2 separate regions of the Homo sapiens genome follow, and region 2 is linked to region 1. The links are chromatin contacts, found by Hi-C in ENCODE. All regions are on one chromosome and are shown on one strand. The core of a region is the stretch at or near the end of the contact, and the rest is flanking DNA. Distances in the headings are between cores, read along the strand shown.

Region 1 (5,075 bases), core at 282-2,781:
AGGGACGCCTCTTTCATTTTATTGCACGCTCTGGCACAGAGGATGTTTCAAAGGTAAGAAAAGTGGGTGGGATGATTTGTGGTTCCATGTTACCAAATAAACAGGGAGGCATTTTATCCCTCAGCACACTAGCTTTTCTGTAAGAGGGGAGGCTTGGCTGCCTGAAATAGCCAAGGATGATCACTAGGTCTTCTGGTTTAAACAAACACACAAAGAAAATTTTCCTATGTATTTCTCCAAATATTGAGGTTCATCTGTTTTCAAATGCTTTGAGAGGATCGATGTGTTAAGACTGTCTCAGGGAAGGGGGAGCAAGGGAGCCGAGGGCCTAATTTCAGAACAGACTGTTAGTACAATTTACAAATGAACCAAGGGATGGATGGGGTTGGTCCATCCACCTAGTGAAGGCCCAAGGCAGTCTTCTTCCAGCTCACGATGAGAAGCCATGACAAAGGCGAGTTGATAAATCAGGTGTCAGGAACCAAGAGGAGATTTATAATTTAGCCTCAGCAAGAAGCTCCACATCAAGTTTGCTTCCCAAACACACAACCTCATCATGTACACATGCGAGAAATGGTAAAAGAGAGAAGGCAGAGAATCTGCTACAGGTGTGTGGATCTCTGAGACTGAGGTCCCTAAAAGAGGGGGCTCCTTTTAATCATGAAGTGGCACCTAAAGATGCCTCTGAGTTATTCAATCCTTCCTGGCTTAGTTTCCTTCAATAGCAGCTATAGTGGGGCAGCAATTCTCTTGGCTTTCTGAAACAACCGTAAGACATGGCAGTGGGCACTCATGTGAAAGATGGTCTCTGATGGACAGAGCCAAAATGAACTTAGAACCCCACTTTCCAATCCCCACAGTTGCCAAGAATGACCAAAGTGCATGTGGGCCTGGGCAGGGGAATGAAAGCTGACCTTCCTGGCTTTTGTCATGAAACCAACCAACACACTGTCCACCCTAAGGCAGTGTGGCACCTTAGAGAGCTGGAGTCAAGCAAATTCTCAGGGGGCTCTCTTCATCCATGCTGTGGGACCTAGTTAATTACTGTGCTTGTAGCTGCTCCATTCCCTTCATTCTCAGAACAGTTGTTATCTAACCAGAAAAGGTTTGTGCAAATTCACTCAGAAGGATTATGAGAGATCATCCATATGAACTATTCAACACTTGAGCTAAGCAGGAGTCTGATTAATTGATCTCTTACTGATTATCTTCTACGGGGCCAACTCAATCCCTAAACAAGGCTCCTCCTGAATGATACAGAAGTCCAAGAAGCTGCAATCTGGGGCTGGCCACCTGCTTCAGGAGGTTTCTGTGACAGGACTGCTGGGCCTGCCTGGCCTGGCCTGACCTGCTAATGGCTCCCCAGGGGCATGGGTTCTACCGGCTGCTGGCCTTTTCTCCTCTCTCAACTTTTAATTATGCTTCCCCTGATTTCTGTGGCATCTGTTTCATTCTTAGTCCACTGTGTTTTACAGCTGTGTTGGCTCATTAGTCACCAGGGAAACCAAATGTGAACTTCCTTTTGGGCTAGCTGAGTCATGAGTAAGGAAGGTTTTTGGGAACTCCAGTAGTCACATTCCCACAAAGCTCTTTTTCTGGTTATTCTGTGTATCCAGATGTGAACTTCCTTTTGGGCTAGCTGGGTCACAAGTGAGGAAGGTTTTTGGGGACTCCAGTAGTCACATTCCCACAAAGTGCTTTTTCTGGTTATTCTGTGCCCTGCATGTCATGTCCAGAAGTTAGGCTAATAGCAAGTTAACATCCATCGATAGCACTAACATCAGTTTTTATTTAGTTCAAACAAGTGACATAAACCTCAGGGCTCTTGTTTAAGTTCCTGACAGAAGAATGTCATATTCCTTATACATGATTGTTCTAATTGTTGACTGTCCCTATCTCAGATCTTAGCATCTGCTTAGGTAAACTTATATCAACAATATGGAACAATCGTTACACTGAATCGGCTGTTGTCCAACTTATCTCATTCAGTCTTACGTACCCGTGAGATAACTGACACTGTTTTTCCAGTGGAAAGGCCGAGGCTAAGGCGTTAAATTACCTGCTTGGGGTATACCATGAGTAACTAGAAACTGTTATGGTTTGAATGTGTCCCCCATGTTTATGTGTTAGAAAATTAATCCCCGGCCGGGCGTGGTGGCTCACGCCTGTAATCCCAGCACTTTGGGAGGCCGAGGCAGGCGGATCACGAGGTCAGGAGATCGAGACCATGCTGGCTAACATGGTGAAACCCCGTCTCTATTAAAAATACAAAAAAATTAGCTGGGCGTGGTGGCAGGCGCCTGTAGTCCCAGTTACTCGGGAGGCTGAGGCAGGAGAAAGGCGTGAACCCGGGAGGCAGACGTTGCAGTGAGCTGAGATCGCACCACTGCACTCCAGCCTGGGCGACAGAGCAAGACTCTGTCTCAAAAAAAAAAAAGAAAAAAAGAAAAAGAAAATTAATCCCCAATGCAACATGTTGAGAGGTGGTCATTTTTTTTTCCTTGAAAAGGTGATTAGGTCACAAGGGCTCTATCCTCACAAATGCATTGCCATTTTGACAGGAGTGAGTTTGTTATCACAGGAGTGGGTTCCTGATAAAAAGACGAGTTTGGTTCCCTTCCCTCTCTCACGCTTGCGCTGTCTTGCCCTCCTGTCTTCTATTATGGGAGGACACAGCAAGAAGGCCCTTGCCAGATACAAGTCCTTGACCTTGAACTTCCCAGCTTGCAGAACTGTAAGAAATACATCTCTGTTCTTTATAAAGTAACCAGTCTCAGGTATTCTGTTACAGCAGCACAAAATGGATGAAGACAGAGACAAAGCTGAGACGATTAATTCAGGTTTCTTTAGATAAACATCATATCATTGATATATATCATCAATATGAATCCATGCCACATATTCATAGCAAGATCTTAGGTGACCTGTATTTGTTCTGACAGCTGCAGCAGCACCAGTTAGTGTTCTGTATGGTTCAAATTAAAACAATATCTTAAGGCAGAACTTAAAACAAGCCAACTTTGCATAAATACTTTCTTTATGTAACTAATTTTTTCTAAAATAAAAAGTTCTTATTTGCCCATTAAAATTCACTCCTTTACTCAAGTTTTCAAGAATAAGGCCAGATCACGATCTGTTTAGGAACATTAAAACAGACTGGGCAGACATTTATGAATGACTCAACCCAGAGGTTCCTAGTTTTTTTTTTCCTAAAAGCCCTTCCCTAACCTAGAGCCCTCTATATCCTCAATCCTTCTCCCATAGCTTCTTCTAGAGAAAAACTCCCACCTCTGCTAGATAGTGATATGTCATCAAGAAAAGAAGCAGGGCTGGGCATGGTGGCTCACACCTGTAATCCCAGCACTTTGGGAAACTGAGCTGGGTGATCACCTGAGGTCAGGAGTTGGAGACCATCCTGGCCAACATGGTGAAACATACTAAAAATATAAAAATTAGCTGGGTGTGGTGGCAGACGCCTGTAATCTCAGCTGCTCGAGTGGCCGAGGCAGGGGAATCGCTTGAACCTGAGAGACAGAGGTTGCAGTGAGCTGAGATTGTGCCGTTGCACTCCAGCCTGGGCAACAAGAGTAAAACTCCATCTCAAAAAAAAAAAAAAAAAAAAAAAAGAAGAAGAAAGAAGAAGGAAAAGAGAAGCAATGCAGGGTCAATGTAGCTTGGAAGGGTGCCCAAAAAAGATGGGCAGTCAAAGGGATTAGTGTGGGTGCGGCCAACGGGTATAGTGTCTCAAGCATGGTGTCCGCCTTCCCCCTCTCACTGACTCTCCATTGTGGAAAGAACCTATACCTTGAAAAATCTAGCATCTAGTCATTGTTTTGCTGTTAACCAAGCTCCTTTTTAGGAGCTTCTGATCTGCTTTCTGCTACCCATCAGAATGACAAGTGCTTGTAGATTAAAGTGTAAACACGGGGGCGGGGACACTGAAATAAAAATGTGATGTGACTCATCTAACGTTCAAGTGAAAAAGACTTGAAAATGACCTTCTGCCTTTCTGCTCCTAATGGGGTGTCTCCTGAAGGAGGAAAGCGGCTAAAAATCTACAAAAATGCGGGGTCAGTTATTAAACCCCATGGCTCTAAACACTAAAGCTCACGAGTCACCACAAGGGAACTTGGCAAGGAATGGCCACACCTTCTCAAGTAATAAAAACTGACCTGTTTCAGGTGAAAATCGAAACTGAAGGCCACAGCTGAAAAGCCAATGACACCTGTAAATTCCTTTTTTTTCTTTTCAGAGACAAGTCTCGCTCTGTCGCCCAGGCTGGAGCGCAGTGGTGCAATCTTGGCTCACTGCAACCTCTGCTTCCCGGGTTCTAGCAATTCTCCTGCCTCAGCCTCCCAAGTAGCTGGGACTATAGGCGCCCACTGTCATGCCCAGCTAATTTTTTGTATTTTAGTAGAGACGAGGTTTCACCGTGTTGCCCAGGCTGGTCTCGAACTCCTGAGCTCAGGCAATCCACCCGTCTGGGCCTCCCAAAGTGCTAGGATTACAGGCGTGAGCCACCGCGCCCGGCTGTAAATTCCGTTTTTAGCTGCTAATTACCATTTCATAGTCATAGTAACTTCTTGTATTGATTTAAAAATTAAGATGTTGTCTAGTTAGTTATTAATGGAGAAATAACAGGCAGTTAACCCTAGTATAGAACTATTAATGAGTAATTTCCAAGTGAATTCTATGCTACAGTGATGCAAAATTAATGACAGTGAATTTAAGAGAGGAGAGATGGTGGATCAGATTTCCCCTGTACTGTAATGCGTTTCTGTTTTCTGCTCCCCATTAGGGTTCCACCTGCCCTTGTACTTCAGAGCCCAGCATATAGTTAGCTGCTGATTAAGGTGGATCTTCCCATGAAGGTCAACTCGGCACAGCATTCCTAATCTCAGCAGAAATAAAGGCTGCTGCTCTTTTTCCATGCAAGTCTTTTTTTAAGAGGCTTGAAAGCTGGGCTTGATGCCCTGTCTTCTTGTTTAACCAACACTTTCAAAATTTTACTCTACTCATTTTATTGCAAAGGTGATTACAAACAACAAAAGACTAAAGTATTCTGGAACTCTAAT
Region 2 (5,045 bases), core at 538-3,037, 440 kb after region 1:
AAAGGCAGAGATGGAGAAGCAAGAGTGGTTTGATGTGGAGTCTCAGTGTGTTGACTTAAGCCCTTAAACTCTTCTGGCTTCGATTCAGGTCTCTAAACTGGTTTTTAAGAGCTGGAGCAGGTCCGTCTGCATGTGGAGTCCAGGTCAAGGTCTACCATATGGGAGGCCAGTAGTGTCACTACAATTGTACAATTTGCACAAAAGCACCTGGCCAGGCTGAAACCTAGCCCAGGGCTCCTGTTCTCCAAACCACGTGTTTCACACAGCCTGTGTTGTCTCATCAACACCACCTTTTTGTAAATCTGAAAAGATTCCCTATGTGCCTGGGGTGACCTGCCAGGAGGCTCATTTGTCCCAGGACTCACAATTAGGCAGCTCCCTAAATTTATACTTCTGGAGATACCCCCAAGATATGTTATTCCTACAGTCAGAGAGATACTTAAGATTGAAAGCACGAAACTGGTTCATCGTTCACTTAAACCTATGCCCTATTGTAAGACAACCTATCACTTGTGGTGTAACATTTGTGTGAATCAGAAAAAGGCAGATACAGCCCTGCACCAGGTTTGGCAATTGTGAACCAGATTTTAATCCCCGCTCTTCCCCTTGGTCGACCTGCACAGTCATACCAGGTAGCTCTGCCTAGATGTCACTTTAAAAAATAAATCTGGAAACTATTTTGTAAATTGCAAGCTTATATTACACATATTTTTTGTTGTAGAGTGTTAATTGCTTTAATAATGAAAAATCACACAGTTTTTATAACTAAGTTTTAGCATATCTTCATTTAAAAATATACCAGGACTATTAAAAAAAATGGAAGTGGGCTTGGTCTCTCGCTCTCTCTTTCTCTCTCGCTTCACCTTTGAGAAGGCCCAGCCAAGGAAGAGCAGGGAAGGAGGCTGGAGCTGGAGGCTTGCAGGCTTGACACCTTCCACTCCAAATATTGGAGATAACTGAGGCTGCCTGTCATCTCTAATAATTTTTCCTCCAGGAAATGTCATTGCTTCATTGCATTGCAAGAAAATGATGTCATAGTATAGGGCCCTGATCCGTTTCCTGACTTTTAACCTGAGTCTCATAACCTTTTTCAACTGTACTGAACCCAGAGAAAATGAAACACATCGAAATGCGAAGACCAGCACATCTCATAAAGGCCTTTGAGGCCCCAGGGTGGGGTTAACTTATGCGTATATATTAATGATCAAAATACAGTCTTGTTTGGGTGTCACATCCTGGTTATGGCATGGACCCAGTACCTAGGAAATGGAAAGGAAATAGGCTTCAGGATGTGTCTGTAATTTCTTGGCAGAAACCCTTCCTCTTCCTATATTGGGTTTAATTAGTAGTGACAATGTTAAATTTAATTAGGATGTCTTGCTTGTGTTTTCTTCTGTTGGTGGTTTTTGTTGTTAAACTCCCTGTGAAAATCAAGAATGGTCCCTGAACTGATATTTGAAATCTTACATGCTGCATTTGTGTCTCCACATCTTAGGACTGGTTACAAGCCCAGCCCAAATGACATTATGGAGCTATTTCCTGGAATGTCAAGGGCTGAAATTGCCCTGTCAAGAATGAGTCTGTTCTTTCAGGGATTTCAGAAAGCAAGGGCTCAAATTGCATTCTTGCTCTGTTATTATAAGTTTTTCCTGGCAGGAAACCACTGGGTCTCAGAAAATTTGCATATATCCAATGAGAGTGATCTACTGTTCTATGGAGGTTTTCAAGATTGCATGACAACACCGTGGAAGAATCTCATATGGGAAAAGGGGATTTTTTTCCCCCTTTCCCTAAGCCCCATTTTAAATAGTTTCCTTCCCGCAAGCTGATGTGTCCACATTCAAAGAGTTATAAGTAACCCAGCCCATTTTCCTGCCTTGGCCTCTGCCACTGGTTCTATAATATCAACAGCCACACAAAACTGGAAGCAGGTTGTTTAAAGTAAAGATGCTTATTCCTTCCAGTCTGTGAAACAGACTTTTGTGGCATATGAAGGCAAGAAATAACCTTTTAGTTCTCCCAGGCAAGGGCACAGCAAAATGACTCTTCATTTCTTGTTAACTGTAAGGGCAAGAAATACCCCCACATATTTCATGATATCTGAATATAATTTTTAATGTTATACCTGGGATTTCGGTTAACCTAAAAGACATGGTACTGGACTACTTCACTTGGTACCATAAAAGTTTTGTATCTGTTTGTACTCCTCAGAATTGTGTACAAAAATATTAAAGTAATTCAGATAATATACTGACACATTTGAAGTCCCTACTTGTGTAATCACCAGACCCAGGACTAGATATTTTATTGCTCCATTAAAGTGACAAATAAACATGTGTTGACTGAAGAGCCAGGGGCTGGGAGGCACTTACAGGACTTCCAGACACCAATCACAGGACTTCCTTTTATGTCACAGGAATCCAGTGAAGAATGACTCAAGTAACTGCATCATGCTCACATTATTTGAGCATTCGTACCCATTATTGGGTGTTCTGGTTATTTATTTGCTTATATTTGCTTTCTTATTTATATCCCACTCTGTTCTGAAGAAATTTAAGGTGACCACTGGGCATTTTATCAAGAATTGGAGCTCAGGCTGCTAAGGCATCAATTGTAGGACCAGCTGTGTGCCTTTGAACATGTCACTTAGCCTCTCTGAATATCGGATTTTTCATCTGTAAAATGAAGGTATTTAACAGTTTCATGTCTAGAGTGTTATATGTAAACTTTTTTCTCAACTTGTTAATTATCAAACGCATGGACTCTATGTAGACTGTTACTCAAAGGCATCCAATAAATGCGTTGCATGACTCTATAACACTACACGCCGATTTTGAGTGCTCACAGTATGTTGGATTTTCTGCTCTGTGCTTTACCTATGGGGTATCATTGAATTCTGTCAGCACGCCTGTGAATTAGCTGCCCCCATCAGCTCCATCTGACCAGGAGAAAACTGAGGGGTTGCCCTAAGATCACAGAGGGCCAGGATCTGGGTTTCTGGGCCAGGGGTTCCTCATTCCAAAGCCCCACCCACTTTCTACTATAGGACATCTGTGCATCCCAGACTTTAGTGTGCATCATTGTCATCTGGAGTTCAACTTCCTAAACCAGATTGATGAGACCCAAGCCCACACTTTCCAGTTCATGCAAGTTCCCAGGTGATGCCGATGCTGCTGGTCTGGGGACCACAATCTGAGAACCACTGCATTATGCTATAAAGAACTACAGTTGCAGGACCAAGACATAAAGAATGTAAGAAGCAGATCTCTAACCAAATGAAGAAAGAACCTGGACATTTCGAGCTACTTAATAGCTGAATGGGTTGCCTCTTGGGAATGGCTGAACTGTAAGGGGCATATAGACCTTGGGACATTTGATGAGAAGTTGGCCTAACGGACCTTGAAGGTGCCTTCTAACTATTAAACTGTCATGAGTGCCAAAGACAAGAGACAGAGAGTCTAGGAGGGAGGGTCACACTCCCTATGCAGAAGGCCCTTCTCATTACGGCACAATTCAGTGTTTTAACTGTGCTTTGAAGATTTTGAGTCACTTTGGTAATGGCAATGAAGAAAAGCTGAGAAAAACGTTTCCTCAATTTAGGTAATACGGAATTACAGTTTAATGAAACACCACACAAGGAACAAGAGAAACTTCAAGACAACATTCATTCACTGTAAATTTATATTTCGAATTTTAAAATTTCTATAACGATAATAATATAATTTCAATTTTTATGTCATAATATATAAATCAGAAAAAAGTTAATTTTAAAAGGCTAACATGTAAAACTATTTAAATTTTTATTTTATAAGGACATAGAGGGAAAGAGTTTAAAGATCAAAATTATTTTGTAAATATTTCAAAATAAAGATCACATATAAGGCAAATTTAGGAGGAACACTGCTCCAAATTTACTGTCCATTCTTTTGACCCCAGGAAGAAAAAAAGAGACGTGTTTATTTCTATAGTTTATCAAAGAAAAGAAAGTGTCTCTTCTGACATTTAATTTAGCCTTTTTTTTAATGTCATAGGAACCCAGGGAAGGATGACTCAGACAACTGCATCATGGTCCTACTTAAGGATTTAAGAGGAATCAACAGAGAACAAAATTGGTGGTAGTGGTGACAGGGGGTGGCAGAAAGATATAAAAAAGAAATACATGTGTAATGAAATAATCTGGCATAATCATAAAACAGGAAAAGCCATCACTTTCGTGGATGCGCCTGTCTAAGGAAGCGGGAAAGCTCTCTGTTGAATACTCTTGTTGGTCATTTGCTGTTAGTTTTGTCTGGTTTGGATTGGGTTGGAGGTTTTCAAAAATTAACAGAAGGTTAAAGGGCACTATGCAAATTCTTTGATAGGGAGCCAAGAATTTAAATTTCATTAGGAGTGAGGGGGAGGAATATTTCTTGAGCACCTATCAATTGTATGCCCTGTGTCGGACTCTTATGAGAAATTATATCCTTTTCATTCTTGCAACGTGTGAGGTAGGGGTTATCTCCATTTTATAAATGGGGAACCTTAGGCTCAGAGAGGTTTGCTATCAGTTTGCTCAAGGCTAGTCAGATGATTAGTAACAGAAGAGATAATTAAACCTCAAACTGTCTGACTTCAGAAGTGCCACCGCACACCAGGTTCTCCATGTCTCATAAATAATGGTGAAAACAATTCTTCTCCGACAAACCACTGCTCTTTGGCATGGAAATGCAAATCCACTTTTTCTCTCTACCCTTTCTTGGAGAATTCTTAGATTCCATGGTACATTCCCTATGACATGTAAGTTGATTTTAGATTTGAAATACTCCTGCTGTAAGTTTAGGTAAGATTTAAGCTATGGCTAGGAAGACATAAAATGAAATGTAGTATTGCAATCTGCTACTCTTTTGACCCCCACACTCCCCGTCCGACCTTTCCTAGTCTCTTTTTTATTTTACACTGCACTTACCCTCTTCTAATATACTGTTTAATTTTTTATGTTTATTATTTATTCTGTGTTCTTCTGCTTGAAAATAGACTCCACATTTTTTGTCTGTTTTCTTCATAGA

What was found. A loop is a pair of places that touch in the nucleus more often than their neighbours do. Pooled maps may share reads with other maps.
Region 2: a loop to region 1 is called in a map of endothelial cell of umbilical vein, with 12 times the contacts of the local background. The contact joins two enhancer-like sites. A Hi-C loop is called at or near these places in 3 of 168 maps with a recorded cell type or tissue (ascending aorta, chondrocyte and endothelial cell of umbilical vein) and 4 of 50 pooled maps.

What each region holds. Positions count from the first base shown.
Region 1 is chr3:172,314,552-172,319,626 of GRCh38, reverse strand. All of the region lies in intron 11 of FNDC3B (fibronectin type III domain containing 3B), which reads right to left. Among named protein-coding and RNA genes, the nearest start is that of GHSR, 130 kb to the left of the region's middle. RefSeq lists an enhancer at 4,043-4,941. Within about 2 kb of position 1,531, at least 26 of the 41 ENCODE cell types and tissues checked have a DNase peak (open chromatin) inside an H3K27ac peak, as active enhancers do; they include ascending aorta and endothelial cell of umbilical vein, where a contact is called at or near this core.
Region 2 is chr3:171,871,118-171,876,162 of GRCh38, reverse strand. No RefSeq gene overlaps it. Among named protein-coding and RNA genes, the nearest start is that of TMEM212-AS1, 27 kb to the left of the region's middle. Within about 2 kb of position 1,787, at least 9 of the 41 ENCODE cell types and tissues checked have a DNase peak (open chromatin) inside an H3K27ac peak, as active enhancers do; they include ascending aorta and endothelial cell of umbilical vein, where a contact is called at or near this core.